2 separate regions of the Homo sapiens genome follow, and region 1 is linked to region 2. The links are chromatin loops, found by intact Hi-C in ENCODE. Cell type or tissue: natural killer cell. All regions are shown on one strand. Each heading gives the region's core, and the rest is flanking DNA. Links, peaks and the distances in the headings are about the cores only. Region 1 has its middle 77 kb from the start of CARD11. Region 2 has its middle 41 kb from the start of CARD11-AS1.

The links. Peaks named below come from ENCODE experiments on the same cell type or tissue, not always from the same donor. Only the 100,000 strongest peaks of a DNase experiment are listed, where the experiment ranks them.
Region 1: it touches region 2 in a loop (2.4-fold over the local background); 1 of 110 quality-filtered maps calls a loop at or near these places.

The regions. Positions count from the first base shown.
Region 1 is chr7:3,119,133-3,122,042 of GRCh38, reverse strand. No RefSeq gene overlaps it. Among named protein-coding and RNA genes, the nearest start is that of CARD11, 77 kb to the right of the region's middle. In natural killer cell, for the core only: no CTCF peak of the experiment used is centred there; a DNase peak (open chromatin) is centred at 1,342; H3K27ac peaks cover 1,726 bases.
Region 2 is chr7:2,901,409-2,904,318 of GRCh38, reverse strand. No RefSeq gene overlaps it. Among named protein-coding and RNA genes, the nearest start is that of CARD11-AS1, 41 kb to the left of the region's middle. In natural killer cell, for the core only: no CTCF peak of the experiment used is centred there; a DNase peak (open chromatin) is centred at 1,128; H3K27ac peaks cover 1,537 bases.

The DNA.
Region 1 (2,910 bases), core at 86-2,585, 220 kb before region 2:
GTTTGAGCTTCCCTCCTGCTTTGTTTACCTAAGCAAGCCTGGGCAATGGTGGGCGCCCCTCCCCCAGCCTCGCTGCCACCTTGCAGTTTGATCTCAGACTGCTTTGCTAGCAATCAGCCAGACTCCGTGGGTGTAGGACCCTCCGAGCCAGGTGCGGGATATAATCTCCTGGTGCGCCATTTTTTAAGCCCGTTAGAAAAGCGCAGTGTTGGGGTGGGAGTGACCCGATTTTCCAGGTGCCGTTTGTCACCACTTTCTTTGACTAGGAAAGGGAACTCCGTGACCCCTTGCACTTCCCAAGTGAGGCAATTCCTCACCCTGCTTCGGCTTGCGCACGGTGCACTGCACCCACTGTCCTGCGCCCACTGTCTGGCACTCCCTAGTGAGATGAATCTAGTACCTCAGATGGAAATGCAGAAATCACCCGTCTTCTGCGTCGCTCACGCTGGGAGCTGTAGACCGGAGCTGTTCCTATTGGGCCATCTTGGCTCCGCCCCTTGTTTTGTTTTTAGTAAAGTTTTCCCACATCATATGTTTTTATTGCAATAAAATACGTATAACAAAAACCTTACAATCTTAGCCATTTCTAAGGGCACAGTTCAGAGGCACTAAGCACATTCACAGTGTTCTGCAACCATCACTACCATCCATCTCCAGAACTTTCTCATATTCTCAAACTGAAATTCTGCACCCATTAGCCACTCACTCCTGCTCTCCCTCCACCCGCTCCTGGTAACCACCATTCCACTTTCTGTCTCTATGAATATGACAACTCCAAGTCCCTCACGTAAGTGGAATCATACGTTATATGTCCTTTCTGACTGGCTTGTTTCACTTTGCACCATCTCAAGATGGATGTTCTCAAGATCCATCCATTTGGCAGCCTGTGTCAGAATTTCCCTGCTTTTTAAGGTGGGAGCATTGGTTTGGGAGCCTGAATTTCATACTTGGAGTAAATGCTTTCCCTCTCTGTGCATTGGTTTCTTCATCTATGACAGGGCTCATTTTGTCCAGCAATCTCCTTTTAGAAGCTGTATTCACTTGTCTGCAGCAGAAACCCAACTTCAGTGACTTCAGCAAAGAGGGTGCCTTTCTTCCCCTCAACACATAATGAGGTGCTGGAGGATGCATCCCAGGGCTGGTGAATTGGTCCATGGTAGCCTCAATGTCCCAAACTTCCCCTTTTTGTCCTTCTTAGTGGGTGTCTTTCTCCTTCATGATCATGAGAGAGTTTCTCTTCCACAGCTTTGAGGGCCTGTGTTGCGAGCAGGAAGAAAAGGAAAGTAGCACTGAGGAACGGATGGTGCCTGCAGCAGAGAGGTGAGGTTTTCTCAGAAGTCTCTGGCAGACTTCTCTTATCTCATTGGCTAGATTATGTCACATGACCACACATAACTGCAAAGGAAGCTGGTACCGTATGGGTTTTTTTTTCTTTGTCTATTCATTGCATAGGACATTTTACATCTATTTCTAACTGTTTCACAATTTTGCATCATCATGCCCAACTGGATGAGTAGGTTTTGTTTGTTTTTATTAGTGTAGGTTTTAGATCTTTGGTATCATGCCACATTAAGCGAAATCTCAGGATTTTATATCGTAAGGAACAAGGGGGAGAATGCACTGGGGGTAGGCAACTAGTGATATCCTGTTTCACAAGTTGTCCCAAGGATTAGATATAGGTTTGCAATGTGTCTGAAATGGTGCCAGCAGCACACAGTAGGCACTTGGCCAACGATGGTGCCAGTGAAGATGACGATGATAATGATGATCATGATGGTGAGGATGATGATGAACATGATGATGAAGAGGGAATGGTGATGAAGATGATGGTGATGATGGTGGTGATCATGACGGTGAAGATGATGATGAAGAAGATGGTGAGGATGATGATAATGATGGGGATCATGATGGTGAGGATGATGGAGGCATATGGACATAAACATTTTCAGTAGAATAAGACTCTTGATTAACCAGATTTCACCAGGATGACAATAATGGCCAGTAATTAGCTCACACTTATGGAGTGCTCCCTGTGTGTCTAGTGCTTTGCAGTGTTATCTTCCTAAATCTTTGTGAGTCTCCCAACCTTCATTCAGGCACATTCTTTGGAGCTAACTCCACCTCTGGCTCTAGAGAAGGGGTAGATAGCTCAGGCCTAATCTGACCAATGTAGTCTCATCCCCTAGACTGTGATGGATTCAGAGATGACCACATGAGCTTTGCAAAATAGACCAATGAGCCCTGAGGAGGGTTTTAATGGAAGCTTCTAGGAAAGGAGGTTTTTTTTAGCTTCTGTGTGGGTTTCCAGAAGTGACACATGCTTGCCTTCTCACTTCAGTTCTGGTTGACAACCACATTATAATTTGATGTCAGCCAGGCACGGTGGCTCACGGTTGTAATCCCAGCACTTGGGGAGGCCAAGGCGGGCAGATCATGAGGTCAGGAGTCTCAGACCCGCCTGGCCAATACAGTAAAACCCTGTCTGTACTAAAAAAAACAAAAATTAGCTGGGCGTGGTGGCGGGCGCCTGTAATCCAAGCTACTCGGGAGGTTGAGGCAGGAGAATTGCTTGAACCCAGGAGGTGGAGGTTGCAGTGAGCTGAGATCACGCCACTGCACTCCAGCCTGGGTGACAGAGCAAGACTCTGTCTCAAATAATAATAATAATTTGATGTGATGATGAAGCCACTACTGCCTAGAAATGGAAATATACAAGGTGCTGTCTCCGTTTGCGTCAGTGTTTATGTTCTTTGCATCCGCATGCACCCCAGCTGGTTCAAGTTGCAGTATTATCAGCCTCATTTTACAGAGGGGAAAACTGAGGTTCAGGGAGGTCATGGGTACATAACTAATAAGGGGCAAGCGTGAGATTTGCACCCAGTAAGTTGGATGTTAAACCTTAGAACTTAA
Region 2 (2,910 bases), core at 165-2,664:
ATCATTTGTTTGACTTCAGAACTCTCGGGTGGCTGAGCAGAATAAGCAAACAGGTGGCTTGCATGTCATTTGGGAGGACAAGTGGGGTGGAGATAAGCTGTGCGTAGGGAAAGATATCTGAAAAGAATCTGTGGTGGGGTTTCTTTTCCCCCTTGCCTTGCCCGAGTGATTTTAACCAGGATCGAGAGTGCAGGGCTGTGGGGTGGATAATTGCTAATAAGCGGGTGAGAGGAGGCAGGGGCCGAGGGCTGGAATGAGGTTCCCTCTTCCCTTCCCTTCTCTGATGAAATGGTGAAGGCAGCAGGGGAGTGGGGTTGGCACCCCGGGGACGGGTCCACATGAGGATTTCCAAGGAGACCTCCAGCATCATCGGCTTCAGCCCCCAGGTCCTGCCTGTTCAGCTGCCAGCAACCCCTGTGTCTGCCTGGTGAGCCGAGTGGGGTCTGGGAGGCCGGGGAGGGAGGCACGGAGCTCTTTGCACCGTCTGCCTGCAAGTCCAAGTATTGCACAAGGGCCTGCAAGCTGAGTTTTGACTGCAGAGCCAGCCCAGGGCTCAGGGAAGCTCCCCGTACAGCAAAGCCTGGAGCCCGAGGCTCTGGATGCCTGTGCCAAGCCGACAATGCCACAACGATGCTTGGTTCACACCATGGGCACCAGCCACGCAGCCCAGAGCCACTGTGAGAGGCGAGCACTGGAAATTGTGTCGTATGTGTAGACACACACTTTTCTGGGGAGAAAGTCCAGCCTTTCTCAGATTCCCAAAGGGTGTTGCAATCCCAAAAAGATAAAGAACTATTGCTCTGGGATTTGGCAAATATGAGCAAATGTTTTTTGAGCTCCTCCTCTGTGCTGAGCACCTTGTAAATGTTATTTTACTTATCCCCAAACTCTTCTCCATGTTATACAGGTGAAAATTGAGGCTCAGAGAGGTTAAGTGACTTGACCAAGGTCACACAGCTGGTAAGCTGGAACTTCACCCAGGTCTGCTGATTTGCAACTGTAAGCTCGGGGCTGGATTTTCCATTTCTGAGGTGCTGTTTGGGGTCCCAGGGCCTTTGGTCGTGTGTCCCCTCTGCTCTTCTAGGGACCAAGGAAGTGGTTGGTGTCCCAGGCAGTGGCTGGCTGGGGGCTGGGTGGCTGGGTGACATAATGACCACACTGAGAGGATGTGAATTTCCTCTCTTGTTTGTGGTTTTTTGTTTGGTTGCATTTGTTTTTGCTTTTGTTTTGTTTTTGGTTTTCGTTTTTGTTTTTTTTTTTTCTTTTTTTGAGACAGAGTCTCACTCTGTCACCCAGGCTGGAGTGCAGTGGCACGATCTTGGCTCACTGCAACCTCCACCTCCCAGGTTCAAATGATTCTTGTGCCTCAGCCTCCTGAGTAGCTGGGACTACTGGTGTGCACCACCACCACTCCCGGCTAATTTTTGTATTTTTAATAGAGACAGGGTTTCACCATGTTGGCCAGGCTGGTATCGAACTCCTGACCTCAGTTGATCTGCCTGCCTCGGCCTCCCAAAGTGCTGGGATCACTTGAGGTCAGGAGTTCCAGACCAGCCTGGGCAACGTAGTGAGACCTTGTTTCTACAAAGAATATTTAAAAATTAGCTGAGCATGGTGATTCATGCCTGTAGTCCCAGCTACTGTGCTGGGATTACAGGATTTCCTCTCTTGGAAGAGTCGGTCTGCTCACCCGCTGGTAGTGTCGGCCCGCTGGCCCTGGGCTTCTACCTAACCAGGTCACAATTCTGAGAAACGCTGGTTTTCTCACCCAACCCAGGAAGGGGGCTGCTTTGGGGAGGGGGTGAATGCAGGAGTGAGATGTCTTTGAGCCCTGGCATCATGCCACCATGCTGTTCTCAAAAGCCATCACAGGCTGGGTGTGGGGGTTCACACCTGGAATCCCAGCAGTTTGGAAGGCCAAGGTAGGCATATCTCTTAAGCTAGCATCCAGGCTGGAGTGCAGTGGTATGAATATGGCCCACTTACAGCCTCAACCTTCTGGGCTCAATCCTCCAGCCTCATCCTCCCTAGTAGCTGGGACTACAGGCATGCATCACCATGCTCAGCTAATTTTTAAACATTCTTTGTAGAGACGAGGTCTCACTACATTGCCCAGGCTGGCCTGGAACTCCTGACCTCAAGAGATGGTCCCATCTCGGACTCCCAAAGTGCTGGGATTCCAGGAGTGAGCCACCGCACGGCCTCTCGCATTCCTTTTGACAGCCATGTGGTGCTCTGCCGGTGCTGGCCTGTCCTTCCGTCACCAGTCCTTGTTGGTAGACAGCCGTCATTTCCAGGGAATCACTGTTGAGCATCATTTTGAACAGTTCTTCTCTGCAAGATAGTCCCCCAAGAGGGGCCATGCACTGATTTCCTTGGAGGGAGCCCCACGGCCCTCCCCGGAGGGTGCACGCACACAGACGGGGCTTCGTGATGGCCACAGCAGGCTGGCGGCGCTGGCCTGGGACGTTTCCATTTCGGCCTGTCCAACCATAGGGGCAGGGGTCAGTGTGGATGGTGGACTCACCTGTCTCGGTTACACCCTAAGCTCTGGGAACCTGGTCCCAGGGCCGCTGTTCTTTACTGCAGAGTAGTGCATGTGGTTTGTGAACCACGGTGGTTCTTCCCCGGGAGAGTCTGGGGAGACGCTTGGTGCTGGGACCCCACCACCTCTACAAGATACAGACTGATCCCCACCCCCCCATCCTGTGAGGGACACTAATCCAGTCCACACAGGCCTAAAACCCACTCACCTTGTTACTCCCAAACCTGCCCCTCTCCTCCCCAGCCCACCCTTAACTCAGTCACTCAGCCAGAAACCCAGGTAACACGGGCACTGTCTCTCCCCTCTCCTCTCCTCTCCATCTGTACAGGCAACTGTACACACACATTCACAGCGGCACTGTTCAC